Regions from separate parts of the Homo sapiens genome. Here all the other regions are linked to region 2. A link is a loop called in an ENCODE intact Hi-C map of the cell type or tissue named here. Cell type or tissue: PC-9. All regions are shown on one strand. Region 1 overlaps CHCHD6 (coiled-coil-helix-coiled-coil-helix domain containing 6). Region 2 overlaps CHCHD6 (coiled-coil-helix-coiled-coil-helix domain containing 6). Region 3 overlaps CHCHD6 (coiled-coil-helix-coiled-coil-helix domain containing 6).

What was found. Hi-C counts contacts between places; a loop is a spot of excess contacts. Peaks named below come from ENCODE experiments on the same cell type or tissue, not always from the same donor. Only the 100,000 strongest peaks of a DNase experiment are listed, where the experiment ranks them.
Region 1: a loop joins it to region 2, with 4 times the contacts of the local background. A loop is called at or near these places in 4 of 110 quality-filtered maps.
Region 3: it touches region 2 in a loop (8-fold over the local background); 4 of 110 quality-filtered maps call a loop at or near these places.

The regions. Positions count from the first base shown.
Region 1 is chr3:126,854,450-126,862,449 of GRCh38, reverse strand. All of the region lies in intron 5 of CHCHD6 (coiled-coil-helix-coiled-coil-helix domain containing 6), which reads right to left. Among named protein-coding and RNA genes, the nearest start is that of PLXNA1, 120 kb to the left of the region's middle. In PC-9, no CTCF peak of the experiment used is centred here; a DNase peak (open chromatin) is centred at 3,369; H3K27ac peaks cover 1,534 bases.
Region 2 is chr3:126,907,400-126,915,399 of GRCh38, reverse strand. It overlaps CHCHD6 (coiled-coil-helix-coiled-coil-helix domain containing 6), which reads right to left. Exons shown (of 8, transcript NM_032343.3): 6 at 650-720. Among named protein-coding and RNA genes, the nearest start is that of PLXNA1, 72 kb to the left of the region's middle. RefSeq lists enhancers at 3,446-3,525, 3,666-4,145, 3,078-4,277 and a silencer at 6,308-6,620. In PC-9, no CTCF peak of the experiment used is centred here; DNase peaks (open chromatin) are centred at 1,759, 3,789 and 6,479; H3K27ac peaks cover 7,581 bases.
Region 3 is chr3:126,777,992-126,785,991 of GRCh38, reverse strand. The region is part of intron 4 of CHCHD6 (coiled-coil-helix-coiled-coil-helix domain containing 6); the gene reads right to left. Among named protein-coding and RNA genes, the nearest start is that of CHCHD6, 78 kb to the right of the region's middle. In PC-9, no CTCF peak of the experiment used is centred here; a DNase peak (open chromatin) is centred at 3,231; H3K27ac peaks cover 1,635 bases.

The DNA.
Region 1 (8,000 bases), 53 kb after region 2:
GGTGATGGTGGAGGAGGAGGAGGTGGTGATGGTGGAGGAGGAGGTGGTGATGGTAGAGGAGGAGGAGGTGGTGATGGTGGTGGAGGAGGTGGTGATAGTGGGGGAGGAGGAGGTGATGGTGGAGGAGGAGGAGGTGATGATGGTAGAGGAGGAGGAGGAGGTGGTGATGGTAGAGGAGGAGGAGGTGATGGAGGAGGAGGAGGAGGTGGTGATGGAGGAGGAGGAGGAGGTGGTGATGATGGTGGAGGAGGCGGTTGTGATGGTGGAGGAGGAGGTGGTGATGGTGGAGGAGGGGGAGGTGGTGATGGTGGAGGAGGGGGAGGTGGTGATGGTGGTAGAGGGGAAGGTGGTGATGGTGGAGGAGGAGGAGGTGGTGATGGTGGAGGAGGGGGAGTTGGTGATGGTGGAGGAGGGGGAGGTGGTGATGGTGGAGGAGGGGGAGGTGGTGATGGTGGAGGGGGAGGTGGTGATGGTGGAGGAGGGGGAAGTGGTGATGGTGGTGAAGAGGGAGGTGGTGCTGGTAGTGAAGGGGGAGGTGGTGATGGTCATGGAGGGGGAGGTGGTGATGGTGGAGGAGGGGGAGGTGGTGATGGTGGAGGAGGGGGAGGTGGTGATGGTGGAGGAAGGGGAGGTGGTGATGGTGGAGGAGGGGGAGGTGGTGATGGTCGTGGAGGGGGAGGTGGTGATGGTAGTGGAGGGGGAGGTGGTGATGGTAGTGAAGGGGGAGGTGGTGATGGTCGTGGAGGGGGAGGTGGTGATGGTCATGGAGGGGAAGGTGGTGATGGTAGAGGAGGGGGAGGTGGTGATGGTAGTAGAGGAGGAGGTGATGGTGGAGGAGGAGGTGGTAATGGTGGAGGTAGTGATGGAGGATGAGGAGGATGAGGTGGTGGTGCTGGTGGTGGTGCTGGTGGTGGTGGTGTTGGTAGTGGTGGCGGTGGCAGTGGCAGGGGCAGGGGTGGGAATGGAAATCTTTTATGAAGTGCTTACTGAGAGCTCCTCCTGGATAAACACTGTGAGCCATCTCATTTCTTCTCATAATGATCCGAAGTAGAAACTTTATATAGATGAAGAAAGTGAAGTTCAGTAAGGAGTAAATCACTTGGTTGAGGTTATAACGGTTAGTACACACGTTGGGAAGCCACGACTTAAAAGTACCTAACTTCAGAGCCTGTGACCTTAACCACTATCCTCACACTATAGTGGAAAAACTGTAGGTCTGTGGACAGGGATGCAAGGAGGCAGAGTCCTTGCTATTTATTCATTAGGTGTGTGACCTCCAGGAACAATGACAACAACAGCAGTAGCAAGGATATGTTACAGCAGGCTAGCCTGTAGGTTATGTCCTTTATTACATAAACGGAAATGCAACTCTAGTGTCTTCCTTTTAAAGATGAAAGTCCCCAGGGCTCAAGGGCTTAAGTGACTTCATCATCTCTATAAGGCCAGTAAGTGGTAAAGTCTTAATTCAAACTCGGTTCCCTCTCAATCTAAAAACCCAAGGCTTACAATACCAGGAAACTCTCAAACCACTTAACTGCCTTGGGCCATCTGTGAAAAGAACTGGACTGGGTCAATGGTTATCAATTTCTTTGTATATTCCTGTCTCATTGATCACATTTATCAAAGGACCTGGTCCCACCAGGACAAGTGCACAAAAGCTCATCTTGCTAAGAAAGGCAGTCGTCAATCTCTAAGCAATATGCTATTTCACTTCTCACTTTCAATACACGGCTGAGAACACACAAAATGGTAGCTTTCATGGTGGTACCATTACTAAAAAAAAGGTGTTAATGGGCTAACCAGTTGGCGGTACCCTTCTTCAGCCTAACCTTGTGAAAAACTTTTTCTTTTTTTATTATCCTTTAAGTTCTAGGGTATATGTGCACAACATGCAGGTTTGTTACATATGTATACATGTGCCATGTTGGTGTGCTGCACCCATTAACTCATCATTTACGTTAGGTATATCTCCTAATGCTATCCCTCCCCCCTTTCCCCAACCCCACAACAGGCCCCGGTGTGTGATGTTCCCCTTCCTGTGTCCAAGTGTTCTCATTGTCAATTCCCACCTGTGAGTGAGAACATGCGGTGTTTGGAAAACTCTGATTCAAAAACTCTTCAAAAGTCCCTTGGGCTCAGATCCCTCACTCAGCAGGTTAAAGAGTGCTCCCCATGACGGTGGAAGGTGGGCCTCTTCCCCAAGGGAAGCTTTCCTGCTGTATTGTTTTCAGGTCATTGTTAGCAGTTCCCTCTGAATCCCCAGGCTCTAGCAGCTTCTCTCTATAGGCCTCTCACACTCACATCCTCAAGGTAGGGGACCCTGCTCTGAATCTCTGGTGCAGACTCTGGGCCTCTCTCACTCACAGAAGTACTGCTGGCCACATTGGAGTGACCGGCAGGCAGGTGGCGGCTCTTCCAACGAGACACACCCCTCACTGAGCACGTGTCTGGAGACCTCCTCCTTCTCCAGTGCTGGGGAACCTGAACCCTACATGGAACCCAGCATCAGTCTCCATGACAATGCAGGACATGCATCCTCAACACAGCTCACGGGGCCTTCACGCCAGCATGAGCGAGGCCTCACTTCGTCCTCAATGTCTCTGACAGGCAGCATTTGGCACTGCCAACCACATTCTTCCTGGACTCTTCTCCACTCACTGATGCGGGAGGCGGTGGGAGGCAGCACGTGGCAGTGGAAGAGCGGGCTCTGGAGTCTCGCAGACCTGACTTCATCTATCAGCCGTGTGCATGGCTTCTGACAGCTACTTCAGCCTGCTTCCCAGCTTCTGCATTTGTAGAACATGTGTAATATAATCTACCTTACAGGGTTGCTGCAAGGATTCACGATGACTTATGTAAGAGGGCCTGGCACATAGCATATGCTCACAAAATTATAGTGACTGTCATTCTGTAGGACACAGAACTCCCTGTCTGATACTTCTCAATCATCAGCTGGTCATCTCTGCCTCATACGTGCAAGCCTAGAATTAAATTTACAACCTTCTCCAAGTGTAGTGGCTCACCTAAATTTTCTCTTTCTCTTAATGGCACCATTATTCTTTCTCAGGCCAGCCTGTTTTCCCAGCTGTACCACCTGTGGCCTCCCTTCTCACATAGCACCTGGCTGGGGCCAAGCTCTCCAGCCAGAAGCCCCAGTTTCTCCACTACCAGCCCTGCATGCGGCCCACTGACATCCTGCTCTCTCCAAACACAGCTCCCACTGAGAAGCCTTCTGGGCAAAGGCTCCCTCCTCCTCTGGAACCCCGCTGCGTCACTGTTTCCTGATTGCATACACACACGTTCCCTTCTTTATTCCTGCAAACATTTACTGTGCACCTACTCTATGCCAGGCACTGCATCCTCAGCCCTTGGCGATGAATCACCTGATGAATCAGACCAGCAAGGACTGTGCTCACAGATGCAGAGCAGACAGCCACAGGCGCTAACAAGACAGAGTGTGGCAAGTGCTAGAATATGCACAGGGCTCAAACCTCAGCGGGGGACAGACAACGGAGCAGCAGGCGATTCTGCGGTGCCTATGGGGCACTCCAGTGAGGTGTAGCTCCACACCCAGCCCTCATTCTGTGCCCATGACCCTTGTCTCACAGCACCTGACACAGGGTTTTAGCAACTCTATTAGACTGAATGGACATGGAGCAACCTGGTCAGAAGAGGAGGTACTCAGAATTATAGAACTCAGAGGAGGCAAGAGCCCAGCGGGCCGGGTGCAAACAGATGTGGGCTAACAGTGGGCCTGCCGCATTCTGGCTGTGTCTCTCCATAAGGCGAGTAGCCTATCCCTACTGGTCTGTCCTCCAGTCACACGAGGAGGCGAGGCAAACACAGGTGGGCCTGGGAGGGCCTGGAAGAGGATGTTTAAGGCCTGTAAGGTCCCTGGGATTTGGAAAGCAGATCCTGAGCAGAGCGCTGCAGGCCAGCGAGGAGGGTGCCTGGCAGCGAGGGGCAGCAGAGGCCATGGGGCACCCCTGCTGGGCTGCCTTCCTCAGCTGCAGCCCACTTTTTATGAAGCCTCGTGTGCCGACTCTTTCCTGAGAGCACAGCCAGATGAACTCTCAGCAACTGAACACACCTGTAACTAACACCAAGGTCATGAAAGGAAGCCTTACCCACCCCTCCCCCCCGCCCCCGCCCCTGCCACCACATGACCCCTGCTAGTCACTGCTGCCCCCAAAGGGTAACTGTTATCCCAGTTGCTAACACCATAGATGTGCTGTGCTGCCTTCACCCCTTCTGTAGATGGAATCACAGTTTGTAGGTCCTCTTCCCTACCCGGCTGCTTTCCTCAGCAGTGTGTCTGGAGTTCCAACAGCAGCACCTGCAGCTGTGGACGGCTCACTTTCATGCCAGCAATGCTCTATCATGAATACCACCGGCACTTGCCTCTCTCCTCATTTTCAGGGCTATCGTGAATGACACTACCATGGACATTCTACAGCCTCTCTTCTGGTGAACCTGGGGGCACATCTGGTGAACCTGGGGGCACATGCAGAATGCTAGGTCCTGGGGCATACCCATGTTCAGCTTTAAAAGATGCTGGCTATCGATCTTCCACAGTGGCTATGCCAACTTACACTCCACCAATGGTGTCTCAGAGTTTAGGTTAAACCACATCCTTGCCAGCACTTGGAGCTGCCTGTCTTTTCCACTTTGGCCATTCTTCCGAGTGTGCAATGGTATCATGTTGTGGTTGTAATTTGCATTTCCCTGATATGTAGTGAGGCTGAGCTCTTTTCACATTTGCTGACCACTCCTTTTCCTGTGAAGTGGAAATCCTATATTTAATTCCTCCTCCAAACACCTTGTGTAGCTTGTGTTTCCCTACACACCAAGGGACAAGGCAGAGACCAGTGTGCCTGGGATAGGGACGTCTGTTGAGCGGTGTCAGTGAGAAAACAGCAGGGCTCTCGGGATCAGATGATGGTCTTCTCTTAAGAAAGTTCGATCGGCAGCAGGGAGTACAATGGGGGAAAGGGCTGACTGCTCAGAGGCAGTGCAGGGAAGCATCTGAAAGGTACAGGGAGGAAGACTTCAATCCTGGGGAAAGGAGACAAAGTCCAGGAAGAATACATTTCTCCCTTTCTTCCTGACTTGGTTTTTGATGCTAACCCTGAAAAAGACCTTCTCCACTTCATAGCTGCTGAGTTTGGATAAAGTGAGACGAAGCGTTTCACAGAGCTGGGAGGTCCTCTACTCACAGGAAGCCTGCATATGGGCATCCTCCCATCTGGCATCCTAATCCTCGGCATCTCCCTTCCCTCCCAAACCTGACTGTGGGTTTCATGAGGCAGGAGCCACAGCTGTCTGAGCCATCTCTGCACCTGGCATTTAGCAGACTTAAATTGATGTGGAGTAAATGAAGGCCAGGCATTTATTAAAGAGGAGGAAGAGGACAGAAATAACATGAAAGAGGACTGGATACTAAGGTCAGGTACTCTGATGGTTGCTTTACACAAACTACCACTCACCCCAAAACAGCTGGCAGGTTAGTCCTAAATCCCCATTTCAAAGATAAGGAAACTGAGGCTAGAGAACATAATGACATGCTCAGGGTCACAAGGCTGCTTACATGACTGAGGCAGAACTAAACTGAGGTCTGCTGGACCCCAAAGCCTACTCATCCCTACCACCCTACTCAGCTCCATGGTTGACTGAAGACAAGGGCTTGGCCAGCCACAAGTGGTCAACTCCATGGGCTCTCAGGGTCTTCTTCAGAGCCACCCAGCACCAAGGTTTCTACTAGGAGACGATAAAGTGTGGGGGTTCTGAAGAGGCACAAGTCCCCTTAGCCCCATAATACCTGAATCCAGGCATGGTGTGAGTAAATCCCACTCCTACTTCTTTTGCTTCCTGCAGAAAATTACAAACTGGCAACTGAGCAAAGGCTCTGGAGCCAGGTGTGCAGTGGGAGCACAGCTAAGATGGCAAGGGGTTCAGCGGCCATGACTCAAGCCAGCACAAGCAGTCGAGGGTCTCACCTTCCTGGTCCATGTGCCTGTATGGCAGATGCACCTGAATGTGTGTTTGGAGTTCTGAGCTAAGGAATCTGGGAATGGCCAACCCAGAGATCCATTCCTTATCTACAAGGAACATCTGAACCACCGGCCCTTGTGAAGTGAAAATCCATGGAACACAGCTGTACAGGGCATTGAGGCCCTTTGTTTTGGGTTAAATCAAGCTTGTCCAACCCATGGGCCAGGGGCTGCATGCAGCCCAGGAAGGCTTTGAATGTGGCCCAAAACAGTCATAAACTTTCTTAAAACATTATGAGATTTTGTGATTTTTTTTGTTTGTTTGTTTTTGTTTTTTAGCTCATCAGCCATCATTAGTGTTAGTGTATTTTGTGTGGCCCAAGACAATTCTCCCTCCAGTGTGGCCTAAGGAAGCCAAGAGATTGGCCACCCCTGGGTTTAAATGAAGGTTGCCAGGTAGAACCTGTTAGGGAGAGTGCTAAGTGAAAATGCTATGGAAACTACATGCTCTTTGTGAGCAGTGGTTTGCTTGCTCAGCCGGCCATGGGACCTTGCGGTTCTCCTGTCCATCCCACTGCCACTGGACTGTCCCTGTATGTAACTTTTCTGCAAATAAAACCCGATGTCTCATTTGCCGGCTCTGAGGCTCTTGTTTGAGCTCTCAAACATGGTGCCATCCCTACTGAAGTTAATAGGGGTCCCGTGCAAAGATGCCTACAGAAATGGACAAAGGCCTTGTTCTGTGACACTGTCAGATGTGCAGACATACCTGGGGATTGCATGGCCCCAGCCCAGTGGATACTGCAAGACCATCAGAGAAAAGCCCGATGCAGCCCAGAGAGAAGGCTTCCCCATCCCAGAGAGCAGGTGTTGGGGTCAGGCCACCTTTAATGATAAAAATCCATCTCAGCATGCATATATGTGTGCATGCACACATGCTCATCCATTAATCCAAACCTGAAGCACTGTGACATGAAACAGAGCCCCCAGTACTGCTGTGCACCAGGGAAGGAGCCAGCACTTGCCAGGCGCCCAGCACGCACCAACACTTTTACAGGTGTTATTTCCCTTAATCCTCCCATTAACTCCCAGCAGAAAGCATTAGCATCTCCATTTTACAGATGGAGAAACCGAGCTGAAAGGAGGCACAGTGACTGAATTGCTGTGTGGGAGCCAAGGCTCATGGGCTCTGGTGCCCACACTCCATCAGTTACACCATACTCAAAGTTCAGGCTGCTTCTTCAGGTGCCATAAGACCCTCACAAGGCCCCTGTCTGTGTCAACAGCTCACTGCTTTCTATGGGGAAATGGAAACAATATTCCTCACTCAGATCTTGCAGTGTGGCTGTGAGGAACAATTACTCAGAAGGATTATAAAGCACAGGAGCCCTACAAAATGAGATTTCCATGCTCAAGAATAATCATCTAGGAAATAAATACTGCAGACAAAAGGGTCCATAAGTCTCTTCCTCCTTGAAAATGAGTCTGGATTTTGTGCAGGCTTTCCTTACCTGCCAGTCTCAACAGGTAGAAGGTGGAGGCTGACCAGCTTCCACGGTGGACGGCCGCAGGATTCCACCCAGCCCCTTGGATACACCATGGCTTGGCCAACAGCCCCAGGTCTCAGCCTCCCCATCTCAACCTGCTCTCACCCGGGACTGTACTCTGAGCTATTTTGGGTGGTCAAGGATGATGCAGCAGCTTATCCAACTTTCCCCGAAACAGGTTTTTACTGTCAGTTCTAAACTTAAAGGAAATAGGGGGAAAAAGGAAAGGGATGTGATGATTGGGAAGTCCTGGAGCCGTGTGTACAGAAGCTGGAAATGTCAAGGTCTGCGAGTATTCAACAAATGAAAGTGGAATCATATAAAAGCAACAGCTAATAAAAAAAGATTGTCAGATGCTGTGTTTTCCATCTTCCCAGCCATTACAGGAATAAAATTATCCGTGGAGAAGATCAAAAACCTTTTTCAAAACTAATACAATTAAGCCTCATTCTTCTGCCTCCTT
Region 2 (8,000 bases):
CAGAGCCACACTGGTACTGGGCACACTGTGAGCACCTCCCTGCTCCTGTGACGTTCCAGCTGAGTCCTCAATGGACAGCATAGGAGCACCACAGACAGGGGACAGAATGCTGGCACTTAGGACTGTATGATCTGAGCAAGCCAGCAGCTCTCTGAGCCTCAGTTCCTCTGGGCATGAAGTGTGGGCCACCCCGAGCATGACTGCGCACAGGGTGCACTGCATGTACCAGGCACAGGAAGCACTGAGAGGGGACACCTTCCCCTAAAAACCCCTCCACAGTCAGAGGGGAGAGAAGCCAGCAGAACCCCTGCCTCAACTCCTTCTGGGGCCTGACGGCCAGCTCCTCAGCTAGCCACACAAGGAAAGGAGCCCCTGCTCAGCAGACACTGGGCCCCGAAAATAACTCTGCAAGTCTACCCTAGCACCACTCCAATTTGCCAAGGAGCTAGATAAGAACTGAGTGCTAATTTGGCCAATTACAGATGACCAATGGCTACCTCAGATCCAGGTGAGAGAGCTGAGGAACAGATGGTTGTGTGTATTATTAGGGAAACTTGAAATTAGGCAGGTGGTGGCAGGTTTCAAGCCACATGTGGGAATTTTTACAATTGTGGGCCAAGTTTACAAAGAATAATAAACAAATTCTTACTTTATTGTGCTCTCCATCTTTGAGGCTGCCTCATGGAATTGCTCTGAAGACAGTTTATACATCTCAGCATTCTACAAGGAGAAAAACAGAATTGGTTACCAAAGACTGAAATTTCCCTCTGCTCTCTAATGGGATGCAACCACATTAGAAATTGACAGATGCTAATTTCTTGACGGGCATCAAAGCCGACTGGTAATTAATCCACACCTTGGGTTCCAGCTCCACCACGCATGGCTGCTGCTACAGAATCCTAGAATAGCAATGGCTGCAAGTGCGTTATGAGATCCTCTAGCTCAGGGGTTGGCAGACCACGATCCACGGGCAAAATCCAGCCTGCCACCTGTTTTTGTGAATAAGGGTTTTACTGGCACACAGCCACGCTCATTAGTTCACATATTGTCTGTGGCTGCTTCTGTGCTACAATGGCAGAGTTGAGGAGCTATGATAGAGACTACATGACCTACAAAGCTTAAAATACTTACTATCTTTAAAGAAAAAAATTTCTCAGTCTTGATCTGGTCCAACCCCTATTTTATAGGTGGACTTTCCTTCCCGGAGAGGTGAAATGACTTCTCCAAAGTCACAGAGCAACGGGGCAGTGTAAGGACTACAACTCAGTTGTCTAGATTCCCAGTCTGGGAAACACTCTGCTGCCTACCCTGACCACCCTACTCATCGGAACAGCAACCATCTGTCCAGATTGTTAAGGGGAGCATCCACAGGCACACACTTAATTTGTCCTGAGATCACCCGGTACATGTGCACCTACAGACCCAGGTTTGTGGAGGGAAGGCCCAGGCCTGGGAGCAAAACACAGCTGGGTCTAAGCCCTGATGCCACCACCGTGTGGCTCTGGGTAGGTTATGGAACTTTGCTGTGCCTCAGAGGCAAGCTGCTCCAGGCCACAAAGGCCCAGGTCCACATCCTCCTTTCTTTGTGAAGCTCCAGCACCTTCGCATGTTCTGAGGGGAGACTGACATTAACGCATCTGCTAGCAGCCTCCTGCCGTGCTCCAGGTGGGAGTGTGGTGAAGCCCACATGTGGACATGTAGGCAGCAGGGAGAAGGCCAGCCTTGGGCTGACTCATGAGGAAGCAGTTTCAGAAATGAAACAACCTGAGGTGGGGCAGGGCCCGTGGTCAGACCTCCCCAGTGCGGGTGAGGAAGGTACAGCAGATGTCACCTGGAGTTGGCTTAAGGTCAGTCCCTTTGCAGACACAACCACATCTACTCCTCAAAGCCTCACATGGGCACTTTGGGAGGCTGAGGTGTGTGGATCACCTGAGGTCAGGAGTTCAAGATCAGCCTGGCCCAAATGGCAAAACCCCATCTCTACTAAAAATACAAAAAAAAAATTAGCTGGGTGTGGTGGCGGGTGCCTGTAATCCCAGCTACTTGGGAGGCTGAGGCATGAGAATCGCTTGAACCCAGGAGGTGGAGGTTACAGTAAGCCGAGATTGTGCCACTGTACTTCAGCCTGGGCGACAAAAGTGAAACTCCGTCTCCCAAAAAAAAAAAAAAAAAAAAAAAAAAAAAAAAAAAAAGGCTCATACGGGCAGCATGATTATCCCCGTTCTACAGATGAGCAAATGGGAGCTTCAGGTCTCAGGTACCTACTGCAGGCACAGATCAGTCAGTCCCTGAAACACGCTTGTGTGGCAGTGAAGGAACTTTAGAGCTGCGTTGCCTTGCACATTTGTAGGACTTCAACTTGGCTCTCTCCGCCCACCAGGCACACAGCTAGCCTGGCTGAAGCTGGGCAGACACGAAGTGAGAGGTGCACAGAGCCACCCAGGGAAAGCACTTCCTGTGCACCACGGACCCCCCTCGGCCTTCTGCAGGGAAGGTAACTGAGGCAGGGATGGACCCCCCACCTCTAAGGCCATAGGGCATGGAAGGCAGGTCCAGATGGAAACCAGGCCCCCCTCTAGTCTTACCCCAAGGACTCCCCTGCTGCATCGTGGCCTCAGAGAAGTGCTGACTGGGAGGTAAATGTGGAAGGTGAGCCCCTGGGGAAGAGCACCTGGCTCATGTGATGAGGAAGAACCACCAGGTGCTGGCATTCTGCCCTGGGCTGGGCCGGGGGAGTCAGGGAGGCCTGGGGGCCACCTCTGGGCCTTTCACCCTCCACTGCCTGGTGAGCTTAGGCAAGTCACCTCGCTGCTCCTCACTTCTGAGCCAAGGAGATAATGGATGCCTCCCTCTACAGCTACTGGGAATGACAGCTGGGAAATGCCAACCCTCCCGGCATACGACAGGCACGAAATAAATACAGGTTCTCCTCCCACCACAGCCAGCTGCTGCCAAAATGCCCAGCAAGGGGGCTCCAGTGTTCTCTCTAGAGCCCTCACATTCAAACGAGAGATTACGTCTTTGCCTCGACCAGTCCAGTATCCACCAGCACTGCCTGTCCTGGGCGAGGCGGTAGGGACAGAGACATAACAACTTTGGGCCTCCCTCCCACTCCATGCAGACGCCCTTCCGCCACAGCCTGGGTGGGAACTGCTTAGCTGTCTGAAGTTCCCCTTCATGAGACCTCATCAGGAGATGGCATGGACCACAGACCCACATTTTGATTTGCGCTTTGGCATATGCTGGCGGTGTTCTTTGGGTAAGTCACTTCTCTCAACAGCAACACAGGGTATCACCCAGCCTGCAGTTGGTGGAGAGACATCTTGGCACACAGCACCCACCTCAGCCCACCACAGCCACTGAATTTTCCAGAGCTAAAATGCACCTCATCCTAAGCCCCGCCCCCCACAATTCATCCTGGCCTACTTCCTTTCCCACAAAACAACCTCATGGCTCAGACCTTCTCTTTGAGCCAAACCCCTCTTCCTGTGGTTGTGCCCACAGGGCTCCTGAGTGTCAGGTCACCATCCTGCAGGCCCAGGCACCTGTTGCCAACCTTCTCAGAGAGCGAATCCTTGGCCCAGATGGGCCCGGCCTGCTGTGGGCTTCAGTAGACACTCAGAGCCTGTGCTCAAGATGCCATACTGCCAGAAACAGCCTGGCCCCGGTGAATTTGGATAGTGCTTGGGTTTGATTGCAAGCTCAGTTTGAACATGTGGTCAACTCGATTTGTCACAGGAAGTACCCACAGGCCAAGAAGTGGCGGTGATTACCCTGCTGCAGCTTCCTCTATTGTTTCTCAGAATGACTCAGAGAAATTCCCCGTCCTGTCCTGTCCTGACCCGCCTACCCCACTCATCTAATCTGCCTAAGCAGACCTACAGGGACGGATGTCCTCACAACCGCAGCTCCCTTGGCACTCGAAGGTCTCCGGCCCACAACTTGGGAATACCAAGCTGGCTTCCTGTGTTCACAAAGCTGCTCATCCACCAGGCCTTTCCAAGGCTGCTGGAGTGGACCCAGACTCCATCTCCTGGGAAGGGCAGGGCACTCTGTGGACTCCTCAACCAATCACCAGGTCAGGGCTTCTAGAAGGACTAGACACTACCAACGTGCACACTGAGAACCCGCCAAGTGCCAGAAGGTTCTGAGACAAGTGTGGCTTGCTCCCTGGCCTCGTGGAGCTCTGAGATGGTGGCATCATAATTACAATGGGGTACTCAGCCAGTCCTCCCAGGTGCTGTGGGGCACCTGAAAGGACAGCCTGGCAGAAACCATGGGTCAGACTGACTTCCTGGGAGCCAATACCTGAACTGAGGCTGAGTTTTTTTTATTTACACTAAACAATGTTTTTGAAAAATACTTACATATGGTTTTAAAAAACAAAAATGGAAAGCATGGAGGGTGTGTGGTGAATACTGAGCCTCTTGGCCAGCCTGGACTCAGCCCTATCCCTACTCCTCTGTGCACCCCGTCCTTGTCAGGGCGAGGTGCTGTGCATGCATGGGCACATGTGTGAGTGAGCACACACATGTGCCCCACTTGTTCCTGACACTCACTTGACTGCAGCAGACACGATCTGCCACACCTCATCTTTCCATTGATCCTCAGAGACCTCACCCACTCCAGCTGACCAGCACTTAGTAGTAGGAATGAATACCCTGTAGTGTCATCCCTTGAGTATCACTCAAGCAGCTCCCCATCCTTGTACAGAGGTTGTTTCTAGTCTTCTACTATTATAAACAAAGCTAAGAGGAACATCTTGGCATCTAGAACTTTGTGTGTATCTGTAGGGAACACTGTATAAGTCAAATTCTTGGGTCAAAGGGTGTATCCATTTTAATGAATTTTAAAGGATGAGCAGAAATGAGCCAAATGAGAGGGAGGTCTCCTGAACACAGGCAGCAGTGCGAGGAGCCTGGGGCTGCCACAGGGCTGTGCATGGGGCAGGAGATGCCACTGTTGCTGCAGAGGCACAGGGCAACGGCCAGGAGGGGACGTGGAGGATGCCAGCTGCAGGCTCAAAAGCTTGGACTGCACCTCATGGGCAATAAGGGTGAAGAAGGCTTTCCTTTTTCAGTGAAGGAGGGGCAGGGAAGATTTGTTTTTTTTGTTTTTTTTTTTTTCCTGAGGCAGGGCCTTGCTCCTGGCTGGAATGCAGTGGTGTGATCATAGCCCGCTGTAACCTCGACCTCTGGGCTCAAGCTATCTCTCCACCTCAGAGCCACCCCAGTAGCTGGGACTACAGGAGTGTGCCATCCTGCCCAGCTAATTTTTGTATTTTTTACAGAGAGGGGGTTTCGCCATGTTGGCCAGGCTGGTTTCAAACTCCTGGGCTCAAGTGATCTGCCTGCCTTGGCCTCCCAAAGTGTTGGGATTATAGGCGTGACTTACTGTGCCCAGCTGATTTGTGTTTTTAAAAGAACATTCTGGCAGCTGTGTGGATGATGGCATCCAGCTCTCCCCGGCTAGGCCGTCAGTTCTCGAGAGCTCCTGGAACCCTGCAGCACAGAGCCTGGGAAGGCAGCATGACTGTGCCTGTAAAGGAGCCCTGCTGCCCACTGAGAGACACTGGGAAACTTCTCTGAAGTGCGCTCTACCGAATTCTCACACATTAATTAGCACCCAATGACCAGGGACTATTATTTCTGGGTGATTTTCTTTCCCATCGGACTCTTTAGTTTCCCAAATTTGCAGTCTTTTCCTCTGCCCTGTAGACAGCTGCCCCTCCTCCTCCTCCAGCTGCCCCACATGCACATCTGAAAGCAGGAGGCCTGACCTCCATTAATTAAATCTGCCATTAAAAATTAAATAACGTGAGTAAGAAGGTGTGAGTGTTATCTCCATGGGTTTCCAAAGTCACAGTGTTTCTTCAATTACTTCCCGAGCAGTTTTCATATTTCATACTGTCTGATTTCTCCAAGGGCCTGGATCTGTGAGATCAAAAGCAAGGGTGAGGGTGAGGGAAGCATGGTGAGGAGGCCGGGGAAGGGAAGATGACAAAATGTGTCTGAGCAGAAGAGATCACCCGGCAGCCCCTGCCCCAAAGCCAGAATACAGGTGCGGGGTGGGAGGAGGACATGGGGCCCAGAGGTCTGAGGGGAACCCCCATAACTATAGAGCAGCGTGGGACCAGTGCATTAAGGCATGTGCAATCACAGATGTGAAGAAAACAGAGCCTAATCTGTGGACATTGGGGAGAGCAACTTTTGGACTGGAGCCCTGAAAGACACCCCCTAACCACCTCCCAAGTTAACAGCAGTCATTCACGGCCTACGGTGTGCACAGGCTGTGCTGGGCGCCACGGGAGAGAAGGAGCCTAAGAGGGTCACGGCACTTGAGGATTTATGTCTAATAGCAAAGAAAGAACCAAGGCCTCAGGAGCATTCCAAGAACAGAGCGGCAGCACAGGGCAGTGGCAACGTGTGCATGCCGTGGTCAGACCGCCTGTGCAGGGTCAGGACCCACCTCTTCCGGGTGTGTAACCACAGGCAAGGGTCAAGACCTCTGGGTCTGTTTCTTCAGCTTCTTATCTGTAAAATGACAACAATGACAGAACCTCCTTTCTGCAGTTTTGTGGGAATCGAATGACAATGCATATAAAATTCTTAGAACAGTGCCTGGCACAGAGTAAATATTCAATACCTGTTTTAATAACTAAAAATCTCCTACTCAAATGCATAAAAACCAACCAAGTATACTATGTATTTGGAAGAGAGATCCGAGAGTATCGGAAGTGTCAGGTCTCCTTGGGGATGTAAACTCCACACAGATAGGGACTTTAGCTTGTTTTGTTCACTAACCTATCCCCAGAGCCTGTAACAGTGCCTGGCAGAGAGCAGGCCCTCAATGTAAAGTTGAGTAAATGGAAATAGGGGTCAGAACCACTACAGAAAATCCGACAAGATGATCCCACTTAAGAATATCTGAAAAGATGATCAGGACCTAGTTATTTATAGAGTCAACCAAGAAAGTTTGCTGATTCCCACTATTCCCACTCTGTGCCAGGCCCTGCTTAAGGAGAGCTGAGAGGCTCATGTGGAAGCCAGCTGGGGGTAGCACAGAATCCGACCAAAGCACAGAGGAGTCTGAGGGTGGGGCCAAGATAGGTGGAAGGGAGTGAGAATCAGGAACCTGGAACCTTTCCCACGCAGTGAGAACATTTCTCCAAATGCTTTGAGAGAATGCAGGAGCCAAACAGTCACTGACTGTGCTCTGCTCCCACCAGCAATGTATTCAAAACTCCAATCAAACAGTGATATGTCCACTCACAAGGTTCAACAGCCCTCCTCAGGCCAGGCACTGAAGCAGATTTTCCAACAGGTCAATTCCCGGCAAGCTGAAAGCAGTATTTCAAGGTAAGAATTACCGCCCCTTTGACAGATGAAGAAACTGAGGTTCAGCAAGGCAACGGGTCCTACTCTGGGTGTCACAACTTCAAGCAAAACAACAGGATCCGAGGACAGGCCTGGTGGCTTTCCACACAGTGGCAAGCCTTCTATTCTACCCAGCTGTCCCTTGGGAAGAAAAATAACAAACCAAAGGCCACGCAGATGCCAGCACATGGTTCCACGTAGAAAAATGTGCAGCCCAGGATCCTGCTGCCCAGGGCAGGGGAGAGATTCCCAGCAAAATTAGTGCAGGTTGGAAAAGGGCCAAGGGTTGATGATGCAAGTAAATCCCAGAAATCTGAGAGGAACAGATTGAACACAGGAAAGCCCTATCCAAGATGCTATCAACATGGCCAAACACTGGTCATCTGGGGAGATTTGGAACTCAACAGCCTAATTATCCAAAGCTTCTCAAAATTCACAGGAATGCTACATTTTAAGCAAAGTGAAGAAAATTAACATATTCAGGATTTGGAGAAAGAGTTTCTGATGTGAAAATAGTAAAAACCACAAATAAGTGAAAAATGAACACAAGTCTTTTTAAAAAGGTCCAAATAATCAATATAAAAAATTAAAGCTCAGGACATGCAGTCAGCTACACAACCAATG
Region 3 (8,000 bases), 130 kb after region 2:
GTGGGGTGGGGGAAGAGGGAAGGGATAGCATTAGGAGATATACCTAATGTAAATGACAAGTTTATGGGTGCAGCACACCAACATGGCACATGTATACATATGTAACAAACCTGCACGTTGTGCACATGTACCCTAGAACTTAAAGTATGATAAATATCTACTTATATATATGTATAAAAGAAACAAAGTAGAAATTACCAGGGGCTGGGGGGAGGAAAAATTGGGACATTTATTATTTAATTGGGGACAGTTATTATTTAATGGATAGAGTCTGCAATGATGAAAAAATCTGGAAATGCATAGTGATACGGCTGTAAAACATGGTAAATGTACTTAATGCTAGTTAATGTATACTTTAAAATGTTTAAGATGGTTAATTTTATATTATGTAAATTTTACAATTTAAAAACAAACTATGAGCTGTACCTAAAGCACAGCTCAGAGGGAAATGTACAACATTTGTGGCAAGCAGCTCCCAAAGATCCCCTTCTGGTATTCACATCACTGTGTTATGCTCTCCCTTGACTATGGGAGCAAGAGTGACTGTCAGACTTCTGAGAGCTAGAAGATAAAATGTTCATGTGTTTGAAGCCACTAACTGGTAATCTGTTACAGCAGTAATAGAAAACTAACACAAAGCAGTTTCCAACTAGGGTGATTTTGCCCCCTGCCCCAGGGTGACTTTGCTGCCCACGGGAGATATGGAAACATCTGGAGATTGTTTTGGTTGGCACACCTAGAAAAGTGTTATTGGCATCTAGTGAGTAGAGGCCAGGGATTCTGCTAAACTTTCTATAATGAAAAGGACAGTCACCACCCGCCAGCCACACAACAAAGAAGCATCCAACCCAAGATGTCACCAGAGCTGAGGCTGAGAAACTCTGTACTATGGCCGTGCAAGTTGTGCAAGATGACATTACTGGAGAAAAACTGGATGAAGGAAACATGGGAATTAAACATTTTTGTAAATATATAAGTATAATCACAAGGAGAATAGAAGAATACACAGCTTCTAAACCACTAGAAGCAGGAAAAATAAATACATAAAGTACTTTGGAAATTCTGGGAAAATATATAAGCTAAGGAAAAGGAATCAATAGGGAGGGGAAAATGAAAAACACAAGCAAAAGGAATGACAATTGGTATATAAAAGTCCAAAAAAACCTCTCAAAATCCAGTGAGGATCACAAGTATGAAAGGAAAATAGTGAGTGAAGAGACAGGCACTAATGTGAAAGCGTGAAACTGGGGGAGGAGGGGTCAGATTATTTGGCCCCTTTTTTCTTCCATGAACTGAGAGGCAGTGGTATCTGCTGACACTGGGGGATGCCTGAACAGGGAAAGGTGTGAAAAGTTTCTGTGGGAAAATTATATGGGGCATGAGTGAGGGTGGGACGGTGCTGTTGCTGAGCAGCACTGAGGCTGGGCAGCTCTGTGTGGAGTACACCAGGTAGTCTACAAATTAGCACCAAAGCTTTCTCCAGCCACATTCCACAGTTGGGGGCAGAAAGCAGCAGCAAGGCAGTGGGGGCAGGTATTATGTATAATGAGTGCTAGCAGGAGGAGAGTGACATCCACAATGGCTGACAAGGGGGTCTGCCCTGGGTGGGAAGACAAAGGAAACAGGAAGAGGCTGCTGGGCTGAGAACAGGGAAGTTTTCAGAATGCATTGAAAGGAAAGAGAAAGTTCAATAGGAAAGAGAGCACGAAGAGCAAAACAGTGGAACTGTGGTCAGAGAAAACTTTTGTTGTTCAAGATCTTGATAGAAGCCTGGGTTTCTTATGGAGAATAAAGATGGGCACCACTGAGGAAAAGAAAACCATGAGGCGGTGGGGAGTGTGAAATAGATTCCTGCCCATCCTATTTGTGGCAAGCACATCTACTGACTCTCACAGAAAGCTACCTGCAGGCAGCTGTCAAGAGTTCTCCATGTACAAGACATAGTGTCTCCAGGAGAGGTCAACAGAAAAATGAGTGCAGTGGGGATACAAAAAAAGGTTCAAACAGATTCTCCCCATTCATATTAAGAGTGCCCTCTTACCCTCCCCCAAAAGTATTGAATTACTTATCTCTTTCTGATCCAAGTTCCTTAACAAGGACAATCTCATGAATTTAATCCCAGTTTGTACCAGACCCCCCTCCCACCACGTAAAATGGCAGGCCTGCATGCCTGATCATGGCCCCAAGCTGCACCTCTCACACAGCCCTCTACCTTACAGATCACAGCTGCTGATCAAAAAGGCCTCTGAGGCTCCAAACCAAGTAGCCTCACTAATGGAAAAACATCTCAAAACCTAAAGTTGATGCTATGTAAATGGGATTGTTTTCTTAATTTCTTTTTCAGATAGGTCATTATTAGTATATAGAAATGCAATTGATATTTCTATGTTGATATTGCATCCTGCAATTTTACAGTTCTAACAGTTTTTTGGTGAAGTTTTTAGGAACTTCTATATATAAGACCACTTCATTTGCAAACAGAGACAACTTAACTTCTTTTCTGATTTGGATGCTTTCTATTTCATTTTCTTGCCTGACTGCTCTGGCTAGGACTTCGAGCCCTGTGTTGAATAGAAGTGGCAAGAGTGGGCACCCTTGTTTCTGATCTTACAGAAAAAGCTTTCAGTCTTTCACTGTTCAGTATAACATTAGCTGTGGGCTTGTCATATGTAGCCTTTGTATACTGAGGAACATTTCTTCTATATGAATGCTGACGATTTTTATCATGAAAGGATGTTGAATTTTGTCAAATGCTTTCTACAGCTATTGAGATGATCACATGACATTATGCTAGGTGAAATAAGCCAGTCACAGAAAGACAAATGCTACATGATCTCACTTATATGTAGAACTTAGAGAAACAAAGGGTGGATGCCAGAGGCTATGGGGTAGGGGAGAGGTAGGTCAAAGAGTACAAACTTTCACATATAAGATGAATTTAGTTCTGGATATCTAATGTACAGAATGGTGACTATAGTTAATAATCAGTGGGGAAATGACTCCCTATTCAATAAATGGTGCTGGACTAACTGACCAGCCATATGCAAAAGATTGATACTGAACCCCTACCTTACACCATATACAAAAATCATCTGCCTGCCCAGCATCCATTCCCCCTTCTGGTAAAAGCCTGTTGATTATGTGTGTTTTGGGGGTGGAGGGAAGAATGACTGTTTCCTCCCACAATGTGTGCATTCCTGATTCCTGGCAAGACAGTCGAAGTGCTCCACCCTCCACTGCCAAGGGTGTGACTTGCTCAGGAATTTGAAGCAATCAAGTATGAGATGGCAGACTGGAAACGCTGGAGCTGATTCATTCTAGAGTGGTGTCTGCGGGAGGACCTGCCTACTGATGCCCCCACCTTGGACCCTGAGTCTAGCTCTCTTCTTCTAAGGCCTGCTTCTTCAACTTTCCCTTTGCTTCTGTGAGCTTCCCTGTATCCTTGTAGTAAATTCACATCATTTTGCTTGAGTTAGGCAGAGCAGGCTTTCATTGAAGAAATTTAATGAAAGGCAGCATCGGATTGGAATCAGAAACGGCTGGCCTCCTTTCTCTAAAGCGTATGACATCGGCCTGGGCCTTACTCAACCGTCAATGAAATGTAATGTCAGACAGCTCGCAGTCAGAGGCCAGAACAGACACTAAAACCAACAGGGAAGTGGGCAACATCCAAAGACTAGGAGAGACAGAAGGGCCTGGCACTGTAGAAATGCAAGAGTAAGAACAGAGCACAACAAACAGGCAGCCCCTTCATTATTCAATTACTCACTATGTAAATCGAGAATTAATGTTCACGGGTTCTGGTGAGTGACATAATTACAATTTAGAAAGGGCAATTAATCATTGGCTTGTTGTTCACTGCCTTGCTGGGAGCAGTTTGCTTCATGAACACCAGTAAAGCCACAAAAGTATTAAACACACGAATGACTACCACCACCAAATTCCAGTCTTCTTTTCCCTCTCCCCACCCGCCAACTCCTCTGACTGGGCTCAGCCGCAGATCTTACATCTGTTTCTCATTTCTCGTGTGACACTCCCAGACCCTCCCCTAATCTCCACCCTCCAAGAAGAGGCTTTTCCCCTTCACTGCTGGCAAAGACAAGGGCTTCCTAATACTGTTTGCTGCAAGAAAAGAAAAAGACTTTGGGCCTCTGGATCTCAGCTCCAAGAGGCTAAAAAAGAGAGTGGGAAAATGAAGTTGAGAGAGACAAGGATAAAGAAGGAGGGAATGGCAAGAATGAAAGGCAGATGGATGAAATGGGCTGGGTACCGGGATAATGCAGGCCTCTCAGCATGGGCGCAGAACACTGGCATCTGGCTCTGAAAGCAGGGCTGCCAGCAGCATCTTCTCCAGATCAGCATCTTTCTACAGACTGAAGGCAGCCCTTGCTCCAGTCCTGACCCCTCGCCTGATGCCCAGCTGCTCAACTGGACTCCAAAACCATACACAAGGCAGGAGGCCAGCAGATGCATCTCTGTCTTCTAACAAGCAGATTGCAACTAAGTGTTCTCCTAGAGGATGCATTTCCAGGAGAAAATCCCTTAAAGAAAAAACTTCAGGGATCTAGTTCTACTTCATGAAACCAGGCAAGAATGAATATTGTCACTTCAATGCTACCACTGCCTCAGGCCAAATTAGAGTATTACTGCTTCTAACTCTTGTGCTAGAAATGGCCCTGCTGGTCTGAGACCTCTGTGCGTGTATGTCTGTCTTGGCCTCTTCCACCGTCTTGACTATAAAGATCCTGGGGTAGACACTGTTCATTGGCGCCCTAGCAGCCACTCCCCTCTAAAGCTCCTACCTTCCTTCATGCCAGTGGAGTCCTAGTTTTGTAGGCATTTACTTCATGCCTCTGATCTCAGGAAAGGCAGGCTCTTCTGGCAGCCTCAGGGGAAGCTGTGCCCAATCTAGTGAAACCATGGTAATCCTACTGTCCTTTACAGTGGTGGGTCTGAGATGGTCACAGGTCTCAGCTCCAGCCAATGAGACATGTGCAAAAGTGGCTGGAGAAGTGTCTTTCCTGCTTGAGGTGCTGATGTGAGGACTGGATGCCTTGTGACCATGAGGGAAAAGGCCACAGAACTGTGGGGAAGCCACCATCTGCTCAGACACAGGTGGAATAGCACACTATATCAGCATTCGTCTGCCTGCAGTCTTCTTGTGCAGGAAGATAATACATGGTTGGGCTGTTAAGCCTCTGATAGTTGGGTGTTCTGTCCCTTGAGGCCAAAAGCAGTCCACACACAGCAGCATTACCCTGAAGCACAGCCTCTTCACACACCTTGCTAATTAATCCAAAGGCCTGAAACAGCACCACAGAGGTAGGATGACCAAGGATCTTAGCAAGCGGGCCATCAAGGCCACTGCAAGTCTAGACAGGCAAGCCAGAATCAAGAAGATGACCCTCCAAAGCAAGGGAGAATCAGGCGAAGATAAGGGGCCATCTGTGTAATAAAAGGGGGGAAGATTAAACAGGGAAAAGAAAGTACAGAAAATACTATTTTGTATATGCATCAGCTACCTCTGGACGAACACAGAAGAAATCAATAACAACTCTTACCCAAGGCAGGGAGCCAGGCGGCTGGAAGATTGGAGTGATGGAGCCTTTTTATTGGATACCTTTGGACTTTTGAATCATGTCAATGTATTATCTGTTCAAAAATAAAACCACAAATGAAGGAAATTAATAGAAAAAACTAAAAACAAAAGGTGGGAGAAACCCTCCCTTAGGTGTTTCCCTAACTTTCATTATCCAAGTGATGAAAACACTTGAAGACAAACCATTCTTAAATTCTGGATGGCTAGACCCAAGCTTACGTGCCTGATAGGAGCTCTCCATTAAAAGGGATGATTAGTGTGACAAACACAGATGCATCACACTGAGACTTTGTTTTTTAAATACACAGAAGGTAAATCACTATACGATTTGCTTACTACAGTATTAGTGATATAAGCTCATTGGCAGGATCTGGAACACACTTAACTGACCAAAAGGAATATTCTCTCACATTTTCATTGATTAAGTCTCTACAGCTGGCTCTGATGCACTCACAAGACCAGTATATAGTAGATACTGAGCTGGATGCTAAAGAGAAGTAAAGATAAATAGGACATGACTTTTTCTTGCCCTAAGGAGTTTATAACCTTAATAGGGCAGATAAGACATACAACAGAGGTGCTTAATATCTGTATTTATCTATTATGAAATCAACTATATATGCTTGGCAAAAACTAAATATTTTTACTTTCAACAAGCATGCCAGGACAACTCAATGGGGAAAGACTAGTCTTTTCAACAAATAGTGCTGGGACAACTGGATATCCAGAGTTTTGTTTGTGAATAATGGATTTAGACCTCTGTCTTACACCTTACATAAAAATTAACTCCAAAGACATCACAGACCTAAATATAAGAGCTAAAACTATAAAATTCTTTTTTTTTTTTTTTTTTTTTTGAGATGGAGTCTCGCTCTGTTGCCAGGATGGAGTGCAGTGGAGCGATCTCGGCTTACCGCAACCTCCACTTCCCAAGTTCAAGTGATTCTCCTGCCTCAGCCTCCTGAGTAGCTGGGAGTACAGGCACGCGCCACCATGCCCAGCTAATTTTTGTATTTTTAGTGGAAACAGGGTTTCACTATGTTGGTCAGGCTGGTCTCAAACTCCTGACCTCGTGATCCACCTGCCTTGGTGTTCCAAAGTGCTCGGATTACAGGCGTGAGGCACTGCACCCGGCCTAAAACTACAAAATTCTTAGAAGAATCATAGGTGTAAGTCTTCAGGACCTTGGGTTAGGCAAAATCTTACTAGAGGTGACAATAAAAGTACCAGCAATAAAGAAAAATTACCAGGCACAGTGGTTCATGCCTATAATCCCAAAACTTACTTAAATAAACAAATAATAAAAAGTAGGTAAACTGGACTTCATCAAAATTTAAAACTTTTGGCCTGGTGTAGTGGCTCATGTCTGTAATCCTTTGGGAGGCATTGCCTGAGCCCAGAAGTTCAAGACCAGCCTAGGCAACATAGTGAGACCCTCTCTCTACCAAAAAAAAAAAAAAAAAAAATTTAATGAGCCAGGCGTGGTGGCACATGGCTGTAGTTCCAGCTACTCAGGAGGCTGAGGTGGGAGAACTGGTTGAGCCCAGGAGTTCAAGGCTGCCTGCAGTGAGCTATGATTACACCACTGCACTCCAACTGGGCAACAGGGCAAGACCCTGTCTTCAAAAAACACTGAAAACTTTTGTGCTTCAAAGGACACTATCAAGTAAGTGAAAAGAAACCCAGGAAATGTGAGAAAATTTTTGTAAATCATTATCTCAAAGGATTACTATCCAGAACATATCAAAAAAACCTCCTTCAGCTCAACAGCAAAAAGACAAATAATCCAATTAAAAATGGACAAAGGATCTGAATAGACATTTCTCCAAAAAAGATATATAAATAGCCAATAAGCACATGAAAAGATATTCAACATCATTAGCCATTAAGAAATGCAAATCGTAACCACAATGAGATACCACATCACATCCACTAGGATGCCTATACTCAAAAAGACAAGCGTTGGTGAAGATGTGGAGAAACTGGAACCCTCACACATTGCTAGTGCGAATGTAAAATGGTGCTGGCAGCCACTTTGGAAAACAGTCCCAACATTCCTCAGAAAGTTAAACATAGAGTTACTATTTGATCCAACCATTCCATTGCAAAGTATATAACCAACAGGAATAAAAACATATCCACAGAAAAACTTGTAGACAAATGTTTACAGCAGCACTATTCATAGTAGCTAAAAAAGTGGAAACAGCCCAAATATCCATCAACTGGTTAATGGATATATAAAATGTGATATGGCCATACAATGGAATATTGGTGGTAGAAGGAAATGAAGTACTAATACATGCTACAGCATAGGTGAATCTTGAACACATTATGCTAAATGAGAAGCTAGTCACAAAGACCACATATTCTATGATTCCATTTATATGGCATGTTCAGAACA